2 separate regions of the Homo sapiens genome follow, and region 2 is linked to region 1. The links are chromatin loops, found by intact Hi-C in ENCODE. Cell type or tissue: heart right ventricle. All regions are shown on one strand. Each heading gives the region's core, and the rest is flanking DNA. Links, peaks and the distances in the headings are about the cores only. Region 1 overlaps SCMH1 (Scm polycomb group protein homolog 1). Region 2 overlaps SLFNL1-AS1 (SLFNL1 antisense RNA 1).

Evidence for each region. Hi-C counts contacts between places; a loop is a spot of excess contacts. Peaks named below come from ENCODE experiments on the same cell type or tissue, not always from the same donor. Only the 100,000 strongest peaks of a DNase experiment are listed, where the experiment ranks them.
Region 2: a loop joins it to region 1, with 2.0 times the contacts of the local background. A loop is called at or near these places in 11 of 110 quality-filtered maps.

What each region holds. Positions count from the first base shown.
Region 1 is chr1:41,104,369-41,116,219 of GRCh38, reverse strand. It overlaps SCMH1 (Scm polycomb group protein homolog 1), which reads left to right. Exons shown (of 16, transcript NM_001394311.1): 8 at 2,694-2,937. Among named protein-coding and RNA genes, the nearest start is that of SLFNL1, 89 kb to the right of the region's middle. In heart right ventricle, for the core only: no CTCF peak of the experiment used is centred there; DNase peaks (open chromatin) are centred at 6,111 and 6,679; H3K27ac peaks cover 2,428 bases.
Region 2 is chr1:41,019,757-41,031,607 of GRCh38, reverse strand. SLFNL1-AS1 (SLFNL1 antisense RNA 1) reads right to left here. Exons shown (of 4, transcript NR_037868.1): 2 at 2,896-3,075. SLFNL1 (schlafen like 1) reads left to right here and starts at 9,883. Exons shown (of 6, transcript NM_144990.4): 1 at 9,883-9,985; 2 at 10,738-10,744; 3 at 10,830-11,382. The coding sequence starts at 10,948. It overlaps SCMH1 (Scm polycomb group protein homolog 1), which reads left to right. Exons shown (of 16, transcript NM_001394311.1): 15 at 2,882-3,024; 16 at 3,289-4,406. The coding sequence ends at 3,414. RefSeq lists an enhancer at 3,825-4,743. In heart right ventricle, for the core only: a CTCF peak has its summit at 8,174 (motif pointing left); no DNase peak of the experiment used is centred there; H3K27ac peaks cover 276 bases.

The sequences.
Region 1 (11,851 bases), core at 5,581-8,080:
TATGTAACTCAGGAGTAGTTCTTGTATTCTTTGGGACTAGAAATAAAGATGAGTTTTAGACTTTGTTATGCCAGCTGTGCAGTAAAGGGATCTACCAAAAGACTCCAAGTAGAATGTTTAACTTCCGGATCAGTGGAGGGGGAAAATAGAAGAAAACTTAGTTGATTGAAAAGGAGAAAAAAGAACTTTGGAAATTCAAATTAAATAGAAACATAGACAATAAGGTAGTTGTAATAAATTCAGATACATCAATTATCACAAGAAATGAGCTTAAGCTCATTATAATCATACATAGATCAGATTTTTAAAAATCTAGCTATATGCTATGTATAAGAGACACTAAACATAATGACAAAAATGTTGAAAGTAAAAGAAATCTACAGAGGGTGGGAATGATGGAAAACAAATTTTTTAATTTTTAAAAAAGAAAATAAAAGAATATGAAAGATGTGCCAGATGAACTTTTATCAAAATAAAGCTGGCATAAACTATACGGAAATCACGCAAGACTTTGATACTAAAAGTCTAAATGATGCTAAAAGCACTGAGTCCAGGAATTTGAGACCAGCCTGGGCCACCTGTAGCAAGACCCCGTCTCTAGAAAAAATTTAAAAATTAGCTAAGAGTGGTGGCACGTGCCTGTAGTCGCAGCTACTTGGGAGACCGAGGTGGAAGAATCGCTTAAGCCCAGGAGATTGAGGCTGCAGGGAGCTGTGTTTGCACCATTGCACACCAGCCTGGGTGACAGAGCAAGACCCTGATTCTAGAAATAAATAAATAAAATGCATTAAAGAGGTCACTATCTAATTATCATAAAGTACAGTTCACCAGGAAGATAAAACAGTCATAAATGTACATGCTCCTAGAAAATGTAATCTCAAAGTATAATAGAGCAAAATTTGACAAAATTACATGGTAAAATTGGAAAATCCACAAATCACTAGGGAATATTTGAAGACTTATCTCTTAACAATTGATAAATCAAGCACACAAGAATTGGTATGTCAATCAGCATAAGCTAATAATCAGTATCGAATAAGTTGGTCAATTTTTAAAAATCACTTTATTTGCATTTAACAACAGTTAAATTTAAATGATTTGAAAATAAATTTTTTAAATGCCACTTATGATAGCAATGGAATTGTAATTTGCCTAGAAAAAAAGTTAGTAAAAAAGCATGAGATATTTATAGAGGAAATTTTTAAATGTATGTTGAAGAAATCTGCATTAAAGAAATCTTGGCCAGGCACGGTGGCTCATGCCTGTAATCCCAGCACTTTTTGGGAGGCCAAGGCATACGGATCACTTGAGGTCAGGAGTTCGAGACCAGCTTGGGCAACATGGTAAAACCCCATCTCTACAAAAAATAACAAAAATTAGCAGAGTGTGGTGGTGTGTGCCTGTAATCCCAGCTACTTGGGAGGCTGAGGTAGGAGGATCACTTGACCCTGGGAGGCAGAGGTTGCAGTGAGCCAGGATTACACCACTGCACTCCAGCCTGGGTGACAGAACCAGACCCTTTCTCCAAAAAAGAAAGAGAGAGAGAGAGAGAGAGAGAAAGGAAATCTTAACAAGTGGAAAAGACTATCATGTTTATGGATGGGAAGGCTTGATAGTATATAATAAAGGTTATTTCCACCCAAATTTATCTATAAATTCGTTGTAATTCCAGTCAAAATCCTAATAGGGTTTATATATGGAACTCGAAAAAACTGATTGAAATTTATATGAAAGACAGAGAATGAATAGCAAAAACAATATTGAAGAATGACAAAGTAGGGGGACTTTTCCTATCAGATATCCATTTAATAAGACTATGTTATTGGTACAGGATCAGATAGTAAGATTAAGGGAACAGAATAGAATGTACAACACATTTTTTGAAACTTGATCTATGTAACTGCATTACAAATTAGCACCCAGGAACTCTCTACACTTCCGGTGAAAGTATACAATGTTACAACCACTTTGGAGTACAAGTTAAAAATATTTGATAAAGCAGAAGATGTATATATCTACCCTATAACCCAGGAATTCAGGAATTCTACACCTAGATGTATAACCTAAAGAAACCTTCCTACACATATACAAAGAAGTGCAAGGATGGTGGTTAAAACTCTTTTAAAATAGTAAACAATTGGAAAGATCTTTAAGTGTCCAAAGGAGAATGAATAAATTTCGATATATATATACAATGAAATACTATTACAAGTTAAAATGAATCAGAGCTAAATTTATCAACATGGGCAGATTTCAAAAACATACTGCTAAACAAAAAGCAAATTGTACAATGATATATACAGTATAATACCATTTATATAAAATTTAAAAGCAGGCAAATGGGTATGTATGTATATAGTAAAATATAAAACATGCATGGGTAGCTGTTACCTCCGTGGTAGGTAGAGGGGGAATGGAATATGGGAAGGGCAGAAAGGGAGATTCAACTTTATCTGCAACCTTTTATTTCCTTTTTAAAAAATCTGAAGCAAAGTTGTCAAAATGTTAGGATTAATAAAGTAATACTTTAAATATTGAAATATTGAATTTAAAATTAATTTAAAAGAAAGGCTATATATCCATTATAAGTCTCATGTAGCAGTCACTTTTTAATCATCCAAATTAGATAGTAGTCTATTGGCATAATGGCCTCTCTTTGTGTCTAGGTGTGTATGTTTCTGTTTCTCATCTAGGAGCCACCATCGCCTTCCCACAACTTCTTCAAAATGGGAATGAAGCTAGAAGCTGTGGACAGGAAGAACCCTCATTTCATTTGCCCAGCCACTATTGGGGAGGTTCGGGGCTCAGAGGTGCTTGTCACTTTTGATGGGTGGCGAGGGGCCTTTGACTACTGGTGCCGCTTCGACTCCCGAGACATCTTCCCTGTGGGCTGGTGTTCCTTGACTGGAGACAACCTGCAGCCTCCTGGCACCAAAGGTAAAGGCCCATCTACGTGCTCTTGAAATCAGGACCCAGATGATAAGGGAGACTACCCAGGGCTGTCATGATCATATCTTCACCAGTATACTTCACTAGTATGCAGGGGAGGAGCAAGGGCCAGCAGCTTAGGTAAAAACCCAGGTCTACCAGGGAGCAATTAGAAACAGTTAAGTATTAAGTGTCAAATGAAACCGCATATGGCATTTGGGATAAAGTAATAATTCTTTGCTCTACATATCCTGGTTTATTCTCAGGCAACCAGCTTTTCATCTCTCTTACTTTTGTCCCTAACCCATTACAAAGTTTGAGTACTAGTATTCCCAAGGCACACACCTTCCTCTGACCTTAGGGGCTTTGGATAAAAGCTGGAGTAACACTGTATTGTAAAAATAGTTGAGAAGCACTGTAGCAGGATGGAAAAAGAACAAGCTTTGAAGTAAGATAGACATGGGTTTGAGGTCCATCTTTGCCTTTTATCAGCTGTGTAGCTTTGGGCAGTTAATTTACCTCCTTAAACTACAAATTCCACATCATGAAGTAGAAAACCTACTTTATGAAGTTATTGTGAGGAATAAATGAGATTACATGGGTAAAATGCTTACATGAAAAGTTGATGACTAGCAAGTACTAAACAAATTTTTATTGTATTACTGCTGCTATTATAGTTATATTCTATATTATAACTATATCATATTATACTATATGATTATTACAATATGCTATATTATCATTATTATAAAACTAACCACTACCTATGAGAGAGTATATATAAAGTACTAGAATAGTGTCACAGACTAAATGAACAATAAAATGATACAGATGATGACAGTGGAGAAGGTCCAGAATAGATTTTGAGGTAGCTGCTTTTAGTAAAGATAATAATAATAATCTCATCCTCTTAAGTCTAAAAAGTACTGGTGAATCTGAGGGAATGAAAAGTCACCCTTCTTATTGTCTGAGGATCTTTTTCTAAACCTCTGTTGAATTCATTCATTCAATTAGCCAAATATTTATTGAGCACCTAATTGTAAGCCAAGCTGAGAGTACACAAGTGACAAAAATGAACAACATTGCTGTGCTCATGACACCTCCATTCTAGTTGGGTGAAACAGATGGTAAACATTTAAATCAAGAAATAAGATAATTTCATATAGATAATTTTTATAGACAGAAATAAAATAATTTCTCCTAAGGAAATAAAGTATGATGGGATAGTGACAGTGAAGGTATAATTGTAAAGGGTTTTTTTTGTTTAATAGCCCTATTGAAATATAATTGACATAAGATAAATGGCATGTATTTAAAGTGTACAATTTGAAAAGTTTTGACATCTATATACATCCATGAAACCATTACCACAATGAAAATAATGAACATATTTATCATTCACAAAAGTTCTTTGTAGAGGGGAAACTTGTTTAGGAAGAATTTCTTTTCAAGAAATTTGTCTGAAAAGTTGATACTTGAATTGAGACCTGAATGATGAGAAGGAGTCATCCAAGGAAAGAGACTTCCAGGCAGGCAGAAGGAACAACTAATATAATGATGCTGAGACATGAGTGAGTTTGCTGTGTTCCAAGGGCAGAAAGCAGACTGCTGTGACTAGAATGCATTGCCTGAGCAAGAAAGTGGTACAAGGGGCTGGGTGCAGTGGCTCACATCTGTAATCCCAGCACTTTGGGAGGCCAAGGCAGGCAGATCACCTGAGCTCAGGAGTTTGAGACCACCCTGGCCAACATGGTGAAGCCCCATCTCTACTAAAAATACAAAAATTAGCAAGGCGTGGTGGTAACACGCCTGTAATCTCAGCTACTCAGGAGGCTGAGGGAGGAGAATTGCTTGAACCTGAGAGGCAGAGGTTGCAGTGAGCCAAGATCGCACCAATACACTGCAGCCTGGGCGACAGAGCGAGACTCTGTCTCAAACAAAAACAAGCAGTGCAAGATGATGTTGGAGAAGTGGACAGGTGCCAAATCATGTAGGACCTTGTAAACCAGAGTGGGAATATTGGATTTTATTCTAAACATATTAGGGAACCATTAGAAGGTACTAAGCCAGGGAAGTGACAAGATTTGATTTACTTTAAAAAAATCACTTGGACTTGTATCCAGAATATAAAAGAACACCTATAACTCAATAATAAAAAAGACAACCCAATTTAAAAATAAGGAAAGGATTTGGATAGATATTTCTCCAGATAACATACACAGATAGCCAATAAGCACTTAAGATGCTCAATATCATTCATCATTAGGGAAATGCAAATCAAAGCCACAGTGAAATACAACTTCACACCCATGGATACAGCTATAAGCAAAAGACAGATAATAACAAATGTTGCTGAGAATGTGGAAAAACTGGAATTCTCGATCATTGCTGGTGAGATTGGAAAATGCTGCAACCACTTTAGAAAACAGTTTGGATGTTACTCAAAATGTTAAAGAGTTACCATGTGACCCAGTAAGTCCACTCATAGATATATACCCAAAAGAATAGAAACATATGTTCACACAAAAACACATAATGAACATTCATGGCAGCATTATTTATAGTAGCCAAAAAGATAAAACAACCCAAATGTTCATCATCTGATAAATGGATAAATAAAATGTGGTATAGCTAGAGGACAAAATACTAATTGGCAATAAAAAAGGAATAAAGTACTAATACATGCTACAGTATAGATGCATCTTAATAACATTATGCTAAATGAAAAGCCAGTCACAAAAGATAATCATTGATGATTACATTTATATGAAATGTCCAGAATTGGCAAATACACATAGACAGAAGTAGATTCGTGGTTGCCAGTGACTAGGGGAGGGAAAATGGGAAATGACTGCTATTGGGGTTTCTTTTGAGGATAATGAAAATGTTTTAAAATTAGGGATGATGTTTGCACAACTCTGAATATCTTAGAAAACACAAATGTAGGGTGAATTTGTGGTATGTAACTTATGTCAATAAAGCTATTATCTAAAAAAAATTACTTGAGCTGGTCTGTGGAGAATGAGTTGTACAGTGGTAATTGTGGACAAGGAAGAAATGAGGTTGCTTGGATTAGGATAGTTGCACTGAGGTGGAGAGATCCTCGGGCAGAATGAAAGGGAAACACACTTCTTGGCTCAGGAAAGTGCCACTCCTCTCTGTGATGCAAGAAACAAGTACCCTGGGGTCAGTATGGTAAATGCATTGTGAGGAAGCACTGTGAGGTAATAGCTCTGTGGAAGCAGCAAGAAGCGAGGTACCTTGGAACTGATAGCAGAGTCATTTTTGTTACTTGAGGCTAAAACAGGATAAGCCTTGGTGCTCTGGGCTTTATTCAGTTAATAGGTTGATTTTCTCATTTTCATGCCTAGGGAATTCACTGTTCTTTTGACTGATAAATCTAGAGCAGTTAGGCAGTTCTCCAGAGCCAACAGAGCTGACGGTCTTTGTGTCCAGGTTGCTGGATATGCATTCCTTTTTGGCTGCAAACCTTGCTGATAAGAAATATGACTCACTCTGTGGCTGATGCTTCCAGAGAAGTTTGCTGACTGTTTTCCTCTCTTCTGTGTCTCTGGAGTCCTTAGATTTTCAACAGAAGATGGTCAGAGGACCAGGCTCAGAAGGTAGAGAGAGACCTTCCAGGTGACATTTCCAGACCAGGTGCTTCAGTCATCATTCCAGCAGTTAGGTTGTTCCCTCTAACAACTGTCTCCTCCCACACTTTACACCCTCAGTAAGTCCTACAAAAGCGCTTTCTATAACAGCAGAAGTTTGGCCAGCAGTCTCCATGTCCTGGCTAAGGAGCAAGTGATGCAATGTGGAAAAAATGTGGTTACTCAATTCATTTCACAAAACAAGTTGTTCTCTGTGTGTAAGCCTGTTCTCTTTCTAATCATACTATTTCCTCCTTCTTTCCTACCTTCTGGTCATTAGTATGCAAATGTTAAAAATTCAGAGTAAGATAATGTTTCCTGCTCATGGCAAATAGGAAAAACCAATATTTATTTAATGTTCCTTTACACACAGATTTTCATTTTATCTTCTGGTAACTCTGAACAAGGTATAATTATTTTCAGATACATTTTATTTATGAGAAAACTGAAGCTCAGATAATTAAATGACTTGGCTCTGTTGATATCTGAGTCTAGAGAGTGAAACCATGGAGATCTTTTAGTAGAGCCACCTGTCAGGACCAATATATCACTGAGGCATATTGTTTTCACACTTGTCTCCCTGATACTCTTCCCATTCTCCTTTGGCCCTTCTTCAAAGCTTCATTTGAGACCCTGGATTTTGGCTTCCAAATCCTGATAAAAAATAGGAAAGAAAAAGTATGGTGTAGTATCAGAGCACTGAACTGGGTTCTAGTCCCAGCCAGGCCACAAACTTGGTTACGTCATTGAGCAAGTCATTCTTACATGTGAGAGGCTGAACTACATGATCCCTAGTGGGCACTTTTACCTCTGTAATACTATCTAGTTTAATGATCTTGGGAATAGGTAGCAGGTGACTCCTGTGCCTCTGTCTCCTACATGATTTTAGGTTCATCAGCTCACCTATCACCTATCTCTGCCTTTTTGAAGTAATTCCTGTGTGCCAGCTGTCTGCTGCCTCTCTTTTTCTCCTTTTCTAAGCCAAGTAGTATCCCTTTTAGTTGCTAAACTCCTGTGGCCAAGCCAACTCTGATGGGTAGTAACTACCAAGCGTCCAACTAATCCAGAGTACTTGGTTATAAAAGGCAGAAGCTTTTTACTTTTAGCTTATTTTTTGTGACTTAAAATAAAACTGAAACAGATACATGCTTTAGTTTTTAAATGTAAAAAGCAAAATGAAGAATTCAGTACATATGGCATGACTATGATGCTAATCATACCTTTAGCCATCATGATAATCCACTTGACTTCCCCTTGCTCTGATTTCAGGCTGGGAAAGCCAGTTTCAGATTATACCTTAGCTCCCTATGTGGATTGATAGCAGCGAGACAACATGAGACCCAAGCTACTTTATATTTTTATTATAAATTAATATATTGCTATTCTGGATTAGTACATTCGTCTCTTGTGACTTCATATGTTGTTAAACTGGATCTGTCTGCTGTCTACATGCTAATCCAAATATGGGAATCTAGTAGAGGTGCTGCACTTTAGCATACCTGTTAGAGTACATGGTCAACCAGGCCTCCTTTACCCTCTCAGTCTACCCTTTCTACCTGCGACAGGTTTCTTTGTACAAAGCAAAAATTTCAAAATCGGACTCAACATCGTGGCTCACGTACAGGATTCTTACACTGGTCTGGAGGGTAATAATTTGATGCTTAGAAACAAAACTTTCAGAATATCTTTTCCTTTTTTTATTTGGAAAGTGCTTTCCATACTTAAAGAATGTTCTCTTTTTGTTTTAAAACCACATACGAAATTATGCCACAATCACTTTGGGATTCTAGGGCAGAAAGAGTTAATTAAATTGTAATCCTAGGCTAGGCGCAGTGGCTCACGCCTGTAATCCCAGCACTTTGGGAGGCCGAGGCAGGCAGATCACAAGGTCAAGAGATCGAGACCATCCTGGCCAACATGGTGAAACCCCGTCTCTACTGAAAATACAAAAATTAGCTGGGTGTGGTGGTGCCCACCTGTAGTCCCAGCTACTCGGGAGGCTGAGGCAGGAGAATCGCTTGAACCCAGGAGGCAGAGGTTGCAGTGAGCCAAGATCATGCCACTGCACTCCAGCCTGGTGACAGAGCAAGACTCTGTCTCAAGAAAGAAAAAAAAATGTAATCCTAGACTACAGAGAGAAAAACTAGGATAGAGGCAAGAATAATACAACTTAAGGCTAACTTGTAGGTCTCAACATGAGGTCACCTGATAGACTGATCTTCCTCATCCATCCATTTATTCAAATTCTAACTATCAAGTCATGATTAAGTACTAGTCATTGGCTCAGTTGATGGAGATTCTGCCGTTAGTGTTTACAGTTTTGTGAACATATAGACCAATAAAGTACGACTTTGGAGGAATAAAGTACAGAGGGACCCCAACCTAGATTGAGGGGACTGGAGGTTGGAGATCTCTATAACCTCCCTTGAGCCTAGCATGTCTAACATGGGCTGCTCTATAGCTATTGGGTAAATGGATGAATAAAGGACAAGACTTCCAAACGAAGGCTTCCAAATGAAGTGATGTCTAAGCTGAAACCTTAAGAATGGGAAGGTAGAGAAAAAATTCTCTCTAGCAGTGGAAACAGATTAGTGTAGGGCCAGAAGTTAAAAAAAAAAAAAAGTATGGTCAAGGAATTAAAAAATAGTTAAGGCCGGGCGTGGTGGCTCACGCCTATAATCCCAGCACTTTGGGAGGCAGAGGCGGGTGGATCACAAGGTGAAGAGTTAGCGACCAGCCTGACCAATATGGTGAAACCCCGTCTCTACTAAAAATACAAAAATTAGCCAGGTGTGGTGGCTGACGTCTGCAGTCCCTGCTACTCGGGAGGCTGAGGCAGGAGAATCGCTTGAACCTGGGAGGCAGAGGTTGCAGTGAGCTGAGATTGCGCCACTGCACTCCAGCCTGGGTGACAGAGTGAGACTCCATCTCAAAAAAAGAAAAAGGAAAAAAGAAAATGGCTAGATTGTAGGGTGTAAGTAGAGGAGCAGAAAGAGATAAGGCACAGCAGAGGAAGGCGCAGAATGCTTCCCTCATAGACCATCTTAAGGATCTGGATTTTTACCTTATGAGCATCGAGAACTGTATTAGGCTGTTCTTGCATTGCCATAAAGAAATACCTAAGACTGGGTAATTTATAAAGAAAAAAGGTTTAATTGGCTTAGAGTTCTGCAGGCTGTATAAACACGGTGCTGCATAGCTTGGCTTCTGGGGAGGCCTCAGGGAGCTTTTACTCATGGTAGAAGGCAAAGCTGGAGCAGGCAGATGGCAGTGTGGGGAGGGGGGTGTCACACTTTTACAACAACCAGAACTCACTCACTATCTCAAGGACAGAACCACACCCTGAGGAATCCACCCCCATGACCCAAACACCTCCCACCAGGCCCCACCTCCAACGCTGGGGCTTACAGTTTGACGTGAGATTTGGGCAGGGACAAAATATCCAAACTAAATCAAGAACTATTGGCTGGGCGTGGTGGCTCACACTTGTAATCCCAGCACTTTGGGAGGCCGAGGCGGGCAGATCACCTGAGGTCAGGAGTTCGAGACCAGCCTGGCCAAGTTGGTGAAACCCTGTCTCTACTAAAAATACAAAAATTAGCTGGGCATGGTGGCGTGCACCTGTAATCACAGCTACTAGGGAGGCTGAGGCAGGAGAATCGCTTGAACCCAGGAGGTAGAGGTTGCAGTGAGCCAAGATCGTGCCACTGCACTCCAGCCTGAGTGACAGAGCAAGACTCTGTCTCAAAAAAAAAAAAAAACTATCAAATGGGCTTTTAAGTAGTAGAGTTACAGCTCAGATTTGTGTTTTAGAAGGACCATTTTGGCAACAATGAAAGGACGGATTCAGATGCTGGAGTCAGGGATGCCAGTTAACAAGCTGTTATAATATTCCAGGTGAGAGAGAAAATTGAAGCAGTGACATGGTGGTGAGGATAAGATGGGGTGGGGGGCATATTCTTTGAATAAAGAAGACAAAATGCAAGTTCTTAATGTGTATCACCTATTGTGACTATTTTATTTATTTAACAAACAAGCCCTGTACCATGTAAAATAATGCCAAGTTTTCAGTGTAAGTATTTATGAGGAGCTAAAATTCTTCTTTCTGTCATGTCTAGGAAGTTGGGATTGTTTTCTACCTGGAGTCCATGTTAAATGGAATGAATTTATTAACTGCCTCTTTATGTCCCCACCACTTGGAACATGCCATTTATTCAGTAATATCTGTTAACTGAAATAGGTTATACTATATTTTCTGATTCCATTTCTGTTGATCCTCATCTAAAGCCGTTATTCAGATATTCACTTAATTACAAAAAATAAGAATACTACTCGCATCTATGACAAATTTGACAGATTATTAAAAGCTATTTAAGGCCAGGCACAGTGGCTCATGCCTGTAATCCCAGCATTTTGGGAGGCTGAGACAGGTGGATCACCTGAGGACCAGAGTTCAAGACCAGCTTGGCCAACATGGTGAAACCCTGTCTCTACAAAAATACAAAAAAAAAAAAAATTAGCTGAGCATGATGGTGGGCATCTGTAATCCCAGCTACTTCGGATATTGAAGCAGGAGAATCACTTGAACCCAGGAGGCAGAGGTTACAGTGAGCCGAGATTGTGCCACTGCACTCCAGCCTGGGCAACAAGAGTGAAACTCCATCTCAAAAAAAAAAAAAGGCTGTTTAATGTTACGGTTTTTTAATTTTGGAAACCTAATGGCCAAAAGTAAGAGTGGCACAGGGCACTAAGATTTGTTTCCAGAGCCCATATTCACTCACCTCTCAGTTACTAAACACATGTACACCTCTACACCTGGACCACCCCCTGCCCTTCCACCCAGCTTTTTTTCCTAATAAGCCACAACAACCAGGAGGGTGTGGTCTCTACAGGTTTGGCAGCTAATATACCCCTCTTGTCTCCTGAGAAGGTGTGTTCACTAGCCACTAGTTCAGTAGTTCACTGTCAGAAAAGATATGAGCATGTTGGTTAATAAGTGAAGCAAATTCTTTTTTGTTTATTGATATGTAATAATTGTACATTTTGATGGGGTACCTGTGATATTTTGATACATACATACAATGCTTAATGATCAAATCAGGGTCATTGGGATATCTGTCACCACAAACATTTATCATTTATTTGTGTTGAAAGATTGCAAATCAAAGCTAACTTTTTGGTGCCTTTAATGAGAATAGCCACTCAGGTACTATTTTCCCTTTAACCCTCTCAGATATATTGTGTCCAGACCTTGCCCCTATTTATATACC
Region 2 (11,851 bases), core at 6,717-9,216, 86 kb after region 1:
AACACCTCCAAAAAGCCACTGGGATTTCTGTGACTCTAAGCAGCCCCTGCTGGCTCTAGCATACCTCTCCCCAGTGCCCAACTATAAGCTTGAAAAGACAATATGCTAGAATCTCTGCTCCAAAAGGGGCTGGACTAGGCCAGGCCAGACAAAGTGTACTTTGACTTTTTAGGCCCGGGACCCAGAATGAAGGCAAATGGGAGGAGATTCTTAGCCTTTGCCGGAGAGAGTTAAATATTAGGCCCTTTTACTTTAACAGGTGTGTGTGTGTGGTGGCGGTGGGGGAGGGGGGTGGTTGTTTGTTTATTGTTTGTTTTTGAGACAGGATCTTACTCTGTCACCCAGGCTGGAGTGCAGTGGTATGATCATAGCTCACTGTTAACCTTGAATTCCTGGACTAAAGCCATCCTCACACCTCAGCTTCCTGAGTAGCTGGGACTATTGGTGCATACCACCACACCCAGCTGATTTTTTTACTTGTTTTGTAGAGACAGGGTCTCGCAATGTTGCCCAGGCTGGTCTCAAACTCCCGGCCTCAAGCGATCCTCCTGCCTTGGCCACCCAAAGTGCTGGGATTACAGCGTGAGCCACTGCACTCAGTGTACAGGTGTGTGTTAGCTCTGCCACTTGATAGTTTGCAACAAGGCACCTCTGGATGCTGTAGATACAGACGTGAGCAAGGCAAGGACCCTGCCTCAATAGAGACATAGTCTGGTTGGAGAGAAAGAAAAATATACAAGTAACTATTATCTGTGATCATTATTTATCTAACAGATGTGTTCGAACATCTACTGTGGCAGACCAGGCACTCTTTTATGTGTCAGCAACATAGCAAGGAACAAGAGAGAGCTTATATTGTATAGGGAGGAGACAGATAAGAAACATAAAATAAATGAGTCCATGAAATTATTTTAGGTAACGATATGTACTGTGTGGGGGTAGGGGGAAACTAGGGTAATTGGATTGTAGAGAACTGTGCGGGGAATTGAGCATTTTTACTAGGAGATCAGGGAAGGCCTCTCTGTGGAATCAATATTTGAGGTAAGAACCAAATGTTGAGAAGGAGTCAGGCATGAAAAGATTTGGGAAAAGAACATTCCAGACCCAGGAAATTGCATGTCAGAGGATAAATGCTTGACTTATTCAAGAAGCAGAAAGAAGGCTAGTGTGTTTGAAGCACGGCGAGTAAGGGGTAAGTTGCGGGCAGGGGCTGCAGAGTGAAATGAGGCCGAAGGTAGGAAGGCTGAGCTGATGGAGTACCTCATAGATGCTGGCAAGCACAGGAAGGAGTTCAGATTTCATTTCATATGCAAAGGGAGGCCACTGCATTGAGTTTTTAGAAGGGGTTGACATGGTTCAATTACTGCTCTTTTTGTTTTTGTTTTTGTTTTTTTTGAGACAGGGTCTCGCTCTGTCACCCAGGCTGGACTGCAATGGCGCTCACAGCTCACTGCAGCCTGGAACTCCTGGGATCAAATGATCTCCTGCCTCAGCCTTCTGAGTAGCTAGGACTGCAAGCATGTGCCACCATACCAGCTAATTTTTAAAAATTTTTTGTAGAGATGGGGTTCTTGCTTTGTTGCCCAAGCTGGTCTTGAACTCCTGGGCTCAAGCAATCCTCCCATGTCAGCATCCCAAAGTGCTGGGATTATAGGCATGAGCCATGATGCCCATCCTAATTATTGCTTTTTAAAGGTTCCTTTACTGCTTCATGGAGAATAGAGATTACTAGCATGGTGTGATGGGGGAAAATGGTACAGAATGATCTGTAACCAAGAATATACTAAATACTTTGTGAGACCATTTATTTCAGTATTTGACCAGAAAAGTTTCATAAAGGAACTGATCCTTGAAGCCGAGACCTGCTTAGTTAAGTTGAAGTTTGCCCAAAGAAAATTAAAAATTGAAGGGAGAGAAGGGGACAGATTCCAAGCAGAGAGAATAAAACATGTAAAAGATCTCTGACAGATGATAGTCAAAATACAGAGATCCCAAATCCCACAGGGGAAACAGGAGGCGTTATATCTGAGTCAAAATTGAGATGAAAGCTCCAAGCAAAACACTAAATTAACATTGAGATTCCTGGCAGCCAAAGCAAAAACTTTTGTGGCTGGGCGCGGTGGTTCACGCCTGTAATCCCAGCACTTTGGGAGGCCACGGCAGGCAGATCACTTGAGGTCAGGAATTCAAGACCAGCCAGGCCAACATGGTGAAACCCCGTCTCTACTAATAATACAAAAATTACTGCATGCCTGTAATCCCAACTACTCAGGAGGCTGAGGCAGGACAATTGCTTGAACCTGGGAGGCAGAAGTTGCAGTGAGCTGAGATGGCGCCACTGCACTCCAGCCCCTGGGTGACAGAGCGAGACTCCATCTCAAAGAAACCAAAAAACCAGCTTCTGCCTTAGTGTATCAGGCTGTAATGAGGTCACCTATTCTCCAGGCCTTGGAAAAGAATCCAGGGTATTTTTTGCCCACGTGCCAAGGATTTGTCTCTAATCTTACCAGGCTACCAGTCTCTCTAGAAATGGTCCCCCAGAGCCAAGGCAAAAACAGCCCCACTCACCAGGCCCCCCAGACACCCAAATAGTCCCCTTACCATGTTGGTACCACTGTCTCAGGTTTGGGCTGAATCATAGCCTCAATGCAAAATTTCTTCTGGCCATTTCCAAAAATCAGATCTACCCTTAAAAAACAAAGATTTGGCTTTCCCTTTGTGAAGAAATGCTTCCCTCCCCCAGCTATCTCCAGTTCCTCAGCTCATCGTCTGGCACTACTGTGAGCATCACCTAGAAGGCCACTGAGATGTGCCAAGGAGAGTGGTGGGGATTTACAAACCAGTCCCCGCCCTTTATGGTAGGTGCCCTCCTGTCCTGCAGGGTCGGACCGATACCTGGAGAGCCGCGATGCCTCTCGACTGAGTGGCCGGGACCCCTCCTCATGGACAGTCGAGGATGTGATGCAGTTTGTCCGGGAAGCTGATCCTCAGCTTGGACCCCACGCTGACCTGTTTCGCAAACACGTAGGTGCTGCTGCCTGACCTCTCAGTAGGAACCTGTGTGGAGAGCCTCACCTGGTGGGGACAATACGAGATGTTTGGGGAGGAGGGATGCTTAGAGACAAAGGCTGAGGAGAACAGGTAGGCTTCAGCATCACAGCAGGTGAACTGGACTCCATGTGGCGGGCACTTCCCAGGATGGCCTATAATCAGAACCTGGGGTGGTCAGACCAACCAGGACTCTGATGGTGCCTCCCTTCCACTTCTGCCCACCTCCCCACCCCCCAGGAGATCGATGGCAAGGCCCTGCTGCTGCTGCGCAGTGACATGATGATGAAGTACATGGGCCTGAAGCTGGGGCCTGCACTCAAGCTCTCCTACCACATTGACCGGCTGAAGCAGGGCAAGTTCTGAACCAGGAGAGGCAGCCTAGACAACCAAGTGGCAGCAGGTGGGGGCATTCTTCTAGGAATGAGGGGCATCAGCCCACCCCAGGCACCTCAGTGGGGTTCCGGGCCACCTCAGGACTCCAAGAGGCTGTGTGGAGCCACCACTCCTAGCCACAGCTGCCATGATAAGTCCTTCCATGAAGGACTGAGGAGGGAGAGTGGGGGTCCAGGGCTGGTGCTGCTCTTCCCTCAGCTCTGCCGGGGCTCTAAGGTCCCTCTATTTATTTCTCAACCCTGGCTGGCCTCTCACCAGGAGTTTAGGCTGAATGCCTTCCACGTGATGGAGGAAAAGGCCAACTCTGTCCTGGTCTTGCTGTGGCACCCCATCGCCCCACAGCTCGTACCTTCTCACCAGATTCCCCTGAATCCAAACTCGTGGTGCAAACCTCTACCTTTTTTACAAAAAGATCTTATTGTTAATTTATTGTTTCTGGCACTTGGGCAAACCCTGTAGTTAATACTCCTCCCACACTAGACACTGGGTTTCAGGAGGAGGGAGACTGCCCTGCTTTGGTCCCAGAGAGGCCCTCTGCAGATAGGCGTGGCCCCTCTTCAGAGGACACTACCCTAGGGCACTTTCTCTTTGAGGTGGAGAGACCCATAAAGCCTTGACCACATCACTCCATATGGGGAGGAGAAGGATCCCTGTCACCTTCTCCTCTCTTCACGGGGCCCTTTTGCAGCCCTAGGCCTCATCTGTGGGAAGGGAGTCCCTGGCTTATACTGCCCCCACCACAGCTCCTTGCCCTGGCCAGAACTGCTGTCGAAGAAAATCAGGCCGGAAGGCCAAGAAGGCGCTAAGGGGGATGGGAGGGCAGGTTTTCCAGGCTGGAGTCGGTTCCACCCACTCGCCTGTCCACAGGCTTCCTTGTAAGCAAGTCAGCAGCACAGCTACTCACGCTGCCATCTGGACTTATTTTATGTCAATCTGTTTATAAATAAAAACCAATATAGATACCAGTGTCTTTTTAATCAGTTAACAGCCAAATCACTACGCATTCATTGGACCAGTCATTCCCCTTCTCTTGGTCTTAGTTTTCTCATACATAAAACGAGGCCGAGCACGCTGGCTCATGCCTGTAATCCCAGCACTTTGGGACGCCAAGGTGGGAGGATCTCTTGAGCTCAGGAGTTTGAGACCAGCCTGGGCAACATGGTGAAACCCCAGCTCTACAAAAAAAAAATACAAAAATTAGCCTGCTGTGGTGGCGCACACCTGTAGTCCCAGCTGCTTGGGGAGCTGAGGTGAGGGGATGGCTTGAGCCTAGGAGATCGAGGCTGCAGTGAGCCGTGTTCGCACCACTGTACTCCAGCCTAGGTGACAATTTGAGACCCTGTCTCAAATAAATAAAATGGAGAGCTTGGAAAAAATGATTCCTAAGCGTCCTTCTAATTCCAGCAGTCCCTAAAGAACAGGTGGTCTTCCGAATGTCCACCAGAGCCCCAGCATCACACAGGCCCCTTGGAAAGTCAGTATGTGAATCCAGTCTCCACCCTCAAAGGGCTTTGCTCTGGTGCAGCTAGACAGTAGTAAGCACAGCAGCTATGCAAAGCCAGAGCAGGAGGGAGCAATCTTACATCAGCAACTCCTAGGAGCCTCAGTGGCTGGGCATATCCTCACCCATATAGGGTGGGGAAAGATGCAGGCCAGCACAGCCAGGTCAGGCCTGCACTGTACCCCTTGTGCTGACCAGGGGCCAGGCACACAACTCCAGGGCCACACGTCGTGTTTATAATTGGAGTATAGGGTTTGCAGGAGGAAGAGAAGGCATAGGGGAGCAGCAGGTCAGTGCAGTATAACCTGATAATAACCACCACCAACACTTATATCACTGTGTGCCACATGAGCTGCTTACATGAATTAGAACTATCTCACTTACTCTTCACAACAAACCCATTTTATGGATAAGGAAACTTAAGCTCAGGTCACACAGGCAGGAAGTGCCAAAGCAGACATTTGACTGCAAGGCTGAGGTTCTAGCCAGCCCACCTATGTGCCAGGAAGCTTTGGGTGGGTCATTTCCTTTCTTTGGGCCCATCTGGCTATGGGGTATTTGCATGAGGAGACTTGTGAAGGCCCTTCAAGCTTTCACCAGTGACAAGTTCCAATATCATAACTTACTTAGAATATATTTTCTACTTGGCCACTGTGAGGTTCTAACCATGGTCACTGTGAAACAGTCAGGGTCAAGGCTGCCAAACAAGTTGAGGCCCTCATTTTCTACCAACTCCTTGACACTGGGGTTTTTTTTTTTTTTTTGACAGTGTCTCTGTCGCCCAGGCTGGAGTGCAGTGGCACGATCTCGGCTCCCTGCAACCTCCGCCTCCCGAGTTCAAGTGATTCTCATGCCTCAGCCTCCCAAGTAGCTGCGACTACAGGCACACGCCACCATGCCTGGCTAATTTTTTGTAGTTTTAGTAGAGTTTCACCATCTTGGCCAGGCTGGTCTCGAACTCCTGACCTCAAGTGATCCGCCTGCCTTGGCCTCGCAAAGTGCTGGGATTACAGGCCTGAGCCACCGCACCCGGCCAACACTGGGATCTTGTAGACTGTGCTGTTCATTCAGGGTATTCCCAATGAGCACCTTGCTGAACCCTAACAACAAACTTCTAGATGTGACCCTCAAGACACAGGGACTAAAGGTGACACTGGCATATGTAGGCAGGCCAGACATGCTGCAAAGCTGGGCACCCACCCCACCTTACCCTCTTCGCCAAGAGTATGTAACTTCCTACTGAGCATTGTTGTGAGAACTCATTGTGCTGAGTTGTTTTTCTACACTATCCCACTGAAACCTCACAACAGTCCTATAGTATAACTACTGTTTCCCTATCTTACAGGTGCTTAGAGAGGTTAATTCCATAGCTGTTAAGGGGTACATGTCCTGCTGCCTGCAACTCTCTCCCGTGGGCCTTTGTCTCAGATCCAGCTACCATTCAGACTCCAGACCCCTGCAGGCTACACTGGGCATGTCATTAACTTTGAAGACTGTCAAACAGAAATGGCCTGGCTGCAGGGCAGCGGGAAGCAGCCCTCTTCAGGGGAGGAGGGCAGTCCTCACAGAGCCTCTGGTCATCAGGAGTTATTCTCCTTGGTTGCCCAGGTGACAGCTCAGGTACAAGGGAATGAGACACATCAGGGAGAAGGGGGTTGGTTCACTGTGGCTTAGAGGCATCATTCCCCAAAGGAGCTCATATCTCTTTGAACAACTCAATAGGCATAGCTTTCAGGGACCCCATAAGCCACATACCCAATTGAGTCATTCCACATAGGACGCCCAACCTTATGGCTTTTTAACAAGTGTTTATAGTTCACACAGAAAACTCCAAGTGCTGATAATTTACAATTAGGAATCATGCTTACCATAAGTAATGTTGCACTGAAACAGCTAACATACTTTTATCTGGTTTCCAGACAAAAAGAACTAGAAAGGTAACCAAATGTCAAGTTCTGCAGGAAAGGAGAGGATGATTCACGCTGCCATAACCTCTGGGGTCAAAATTAAATGTTGTTTAAGAAAGAAAAAAACCCCTCAACTTTGGAAATTGTTTCAAAAGCCAAAAGCCTTCTAATAGTGACCCAGAATCATTAAAAGCACTCGAACGGGCCTCAGACCCAGTGCACACATGCTGCAGTGTTGGAGAGGCCACTCCGTGAACCCCAGCAGTCCAGTAGCCCACCAGGTGGAAAGGCACAGGTGCCAGAGGTCTCATGGCATCAGCTTCATGTGCTCACCCTCAATGGGGGGACAGGGAGATGACACTGACTTTGTGCTGAGCTCAGGAGGGAAACACCAAACACTTTGGGAGGTAACAGAGATCTAGGCCCCACCTAAGGCCGAATCCATGGGAGTGTGGGGCATTTTTCTGGAACACTCCGCCCTCCCCAGCCGTGGCTCCACCCTGCCTGCTGGCCGTGGACTGCATTGTCCAGACACTCTTTGTGGGGGTCTTATGGGACTCCTTAAGATTGATCCCTGAGGTGTAGCAATGGTGGGCCAAATGGACACTGTTCCGGCCCTCACACTGGTGCCACACTCCCTCGTTGGCAAGAGCCTGAAGGTGAATCATCCCTCCTTCTTTACCACCAAAACAAAAAGTGTGGGAAACCTTGAGAAGAGGGTCCCAACACTTCTCCCCTCAGCAGCCCTCAGCTTTTTGCAGCCTCTTTACCTAAGTACCCTGAGTCACTGGACATGGTCTTGCCACCACATTCCGTCAGGGCAGAGCCACAGCTTCCAGCCTTCAGCCCAGAGGCAGTCACAGCCAAGCATCAGAACTGCGGCTCTGTGCCTACAGTGCCAAAGCCACTGCAGGTGCTCACAGAGGCTGGCAGCCCACAGTACCCAGGGCACAGACACTAGGCTGGAGCCACTCAAGTCAGAGATACTCTGCAGTAACTGGGGCTGGGCCCTGTCAGAGCCAGGTGGGGATCTACAGGCTGGAGGCAGCACGCTAGGGGAGGGCTTGAGACCAAGGGAGGCTGGAGTGATGTGGGTCCCAGGACCTGGAAAGCTATGTTTGTAACTCTGCTCCCCAGAGTTCGCTCTTCTTGATCATCCTTGTTCTCTCCTGCACCTGGCTGGGCTCATTCCTCTTCCCTATCCCTCTGCCCCTTGACTGGCCTTCCTGGGCAAACAGCAGATTGTGAAGTGGGAGCTGTGGGGAAGAGGGGATGGCATGCCTGCTGTGGGTTCAGGGATTGTGGCCATGTGGGCCACCCAGTGGACACTGTCCAGATAACATGAAAAGAGGCCATCCACAGCGGCTCAGCTCTCTGCCCCTCATCTTTGGGCCCCACCTCACATTCATAAAGAGGCTTAAATTCTAGGGTTTTTTCCTTCAGTTCAAGATGAGGTTTGTCAGTGAGGTCACAGACATCCAGCAAGAGGGTTAACGGGGCTGCTTATCCCCCCACTGGGAACCCACCACTCCAAGCTGCCTGCAGAGCACCTATACTTTCTAATACTATTACCTAATACTAGAGAGCCAGAGACACCGTAAATAACCTTGTTATCTTATATTTATGTATTTAAAAGATGGTTCATAAATGTGTTTAGTGCTTACCATGAAAGACAATTTTTACCCCCATCTCCAAAAAGAAGTAGAACTGATTCAGCTCACAGAAGGCTGTTAAAGGCGCCAGAGAAATATGTGATGCAGTGGCTTAAAGAGACTGCCAGGAAGAGTGGGGAAAGTTGCTGCACTCAAGTCAATTTGGGAAATTTCATGCAGAACAGCCACCCAATAGCAAGGCCTCTAGGTAAGTAGGGAGAACGCCTCTGGTCATGTTCAGGTGTTTCGTCTGTCAAGGTGCTTCTCCCGGACAGCTATTTCTGCACAGTTCAACACGACTTGAGTTGGCCATCTCAAAACAGCTATAGCCTCAGTTGCTGTGAGGGCACCTCATGGATGACAGAGGCAAGAAAGGCTTGAGGGAGAGGGGGTGAGGCAGGGGGAGCTTGGAGCCGTCATTCTCTAACCCTAAGAGCTGTGGACACAAAGCCGAGCCCAACCTGGCTGCTGCCCGGGCGGGCAAGGAGAGGGCACCGAATGCACTCTCCCCAGAGCCTCGCACTGCCACCAGTTGAGGCCTGCGCCCCTCTCTTCCCCGCACACCATAGCCTCTTTTCTTGAGTGCTCTACCCAAACTACTGCCTCACCCCCTAGGAAACAAACATTTGGTAACATCTTCAGAAAGGCTGCTTTCAAGGAAGGCAGCTTCTCTACGCTGTCAAACAGCTTTCTTAGTTGAAGCATCTAACTGTGGCACCATCCTTACTGCCCCCAATTGGGGCTTCCAGAAGCAGTGTGGGCAAGCGCTGCCAGCCTTCTGCAGAATGATGAGCACTGGTCAGTCCTGTGCTGATAAAGACTGTGTGTCACCCACGTCTTGGTTTCTCCAACAGCAGGTAACAACCTCATCTTCCCAAAGAGATAGATAGCTACGCCTGACCTATTTTTCAGGGCTCTTCTGGACAGCAGCCTCTGTCTCCAGCACAGAGAAGGGCCTGGCGTCAGGGGGAGCCCTGGAGCCTACCATGTGCCTCCTGCTCCATCTTGGGAGCAGCTGGGCCCTGTCAGTACTCAGTAGAGCCTGGGATTGGTGACTGACTAAAGAGGGAGGTGGAGGCTTTAGGCAGCAGCGCTGAAAGAGGTGGCAAGAGGTGACCTGCATGGGAACTGGGGCCTGAAGAGACATCACTAAGTGGGGAAGTGTGTCCCACAGCCAAGCTGCATGGTGGGTGGGCCGCTGGGTCTGCTTCCAGTGTGTGGTGGGACCCACAGGGAGCTGAGTTTTCCTGTTTGATTTCCCGCACCCAGCCTGCCTGTGGCTGGCCAAGAAGGCATTGTTGAACCTCATGAGATCACAGAGGTAGCTGTGCAGGCCCCGCCCACTTCCTATAACCCTGGTTCTGGCCGTCCCTGTGCCAAGCCTCCAAGTTCCCTGAGAGCTACCGGCCAGGGGTCGGGAGGCTATGGGAGCTCAGGGCAGGCACCTCCCATGCTCCCGCGGGAGCCACCAGGACATGAAGGTCATAGGCCTCTCCTCTCCTCCTCTTCCTGTTTGACCTGAATGCCCCCAGGCCAACTGCCTCAAGGATTCCATTTGAGAAGATGCAGGCTGGGTGTGTGGGGAGCAGTAGAGGGGCTGGTGTGTGCACATATGTGCACAGCTCAGGACAGAGGCTCCCTGGACTTGGGGCGGGGGCACTAGGGCCCCAACTCTAACCCTCGTTCTGCCCTGTTGACCTCTGCTCTCTGGACCAAAAATGGAGGACTCAGTCTAGACTAGTTCTTAGGGTCTAGGAGCCACCTTAAGTTATGTTTATATGCAAAGGCCATTTTTCTGAGAGGCCATAGCTTTCATCAGTGTGCCAAAAAGCGTGAGATCCTCTGCTCTAAAAGCCTCTGCCCCAGCGCTGCCTAGTTTCAGAGCCCCCGATGGCCTCACATGGGGTTTTAGAGCAGGCAGAGAAGCTGCAATGGGGCCACCAGCCAGTCCTCAGAGTCCTGGGTTAAGGCCTCCTCTCCAGGAGGCCCTGTGTAAAGGTTTTCTCTGTTGCCTGGAGGCAGGAGTGAACTGGTAGGCAGGAAACCCTGAGGGTACCTAGGAGGCCCCTAGCCTGTGGGTTGGGGAGGGAAGACAGGACCCCTGGGGCCACTGAAATGGTGGAGCTCTCAGAGACCTGAGTTCTGGTCCCTTCTGCCACTTTTTGGGCAGATCCCGTCTTCCCACAGGCCCTGTGTCTTGCTCAGTCCACGTGACTCTGCTTTCTCATCCTAGGCCTCAGGTGGGTGGCAGGCCCTTTCCTGCTTGCCCTCTGCCCTCCCTCTCTCTGGCCCTGCCCAGTCTCTGCCAATCTGTGTACCTCCCAGGAGCCGGGACACTCCCTGAGTCCTCTGGGAGCCCTTAAGCCACACTGAGAACACAGACCCTGGGAGAAGCAGCCAGCAGTGAGGAATCCTGGAACCCCTTCCCAGGGAGAGCCTTCCCATGACCCCCATGAAGAGATCAGTGCAAACACAGGTGTCAGAGCCCTTCATGGAGTCCTGGGGTGAGGAGTCCCTGCCGGAGCTACCCGCAGAGCAGTCCCTGACGGAGTACTCTGACCTCGAGGAGGCTCCCTCGGCGCACACTCTCTATGTGGGCCATCTGAACCCCCAGTTCTCAGTGCCGGTGCTTGCCTGCCTGCTGCGAGACACCCTGGAGCGGCTGGAGATGCCGGTGGCGCGGGAGCACATTGAAGTGGTGAGGCGGCCGCGGAAGGCCTATGCACTGGTGCAGGTGACTGTCCACAGGGACACCCTGGCCTCCCTCCCCTGGCGCCTGCAGACGGCCCTGGAGGAGCACCTAATCCTCAAGGAGCTGGCAGCCCGTGGGAAGGACCTGCTATTGAGTGAGGCCCAAGGGCCCTTCAGCCACAGAGAGGTAAGTGGGACTTTTCCCAAGCAAGCTCCAAAGCCTCACCCCAAGGGAGAGCCTCTGAGTGGGAGTGGCCTGCAGAGTGGGGATGGAGGGGTGTCTCTGGGGAAGCAGGGACAAATCTGCAAACTTGGGGGCTGCCACTCAAATGACCATGGCTTGCGGCTGGTACTGCCAGCTTTCTCTGGGAAAAACAGTTTGCCTCAAGCTCAAGCCCGACGTTTGTGTGAAGAAAGGCCACGAGGGGACCTCCTCTCCTTAGGTCCTTTTACATTCCAGCCTCTGGGCCTGGGAGACCCTAGAAGACACAGGGGCCCCGATTTTCTCCTTGGCCCAACTCATTTGTTCAATTGACAAACATGAACACCCCCTCTGTGCCAAGAGTAAGGCAGGGATGAGAGGCCCAGCCAGGCCCCCAGGAAGCCCTGCATCTGTGGCCAGAGCTGGACAGCCACCCACCGAGCTGCAAGGTGGC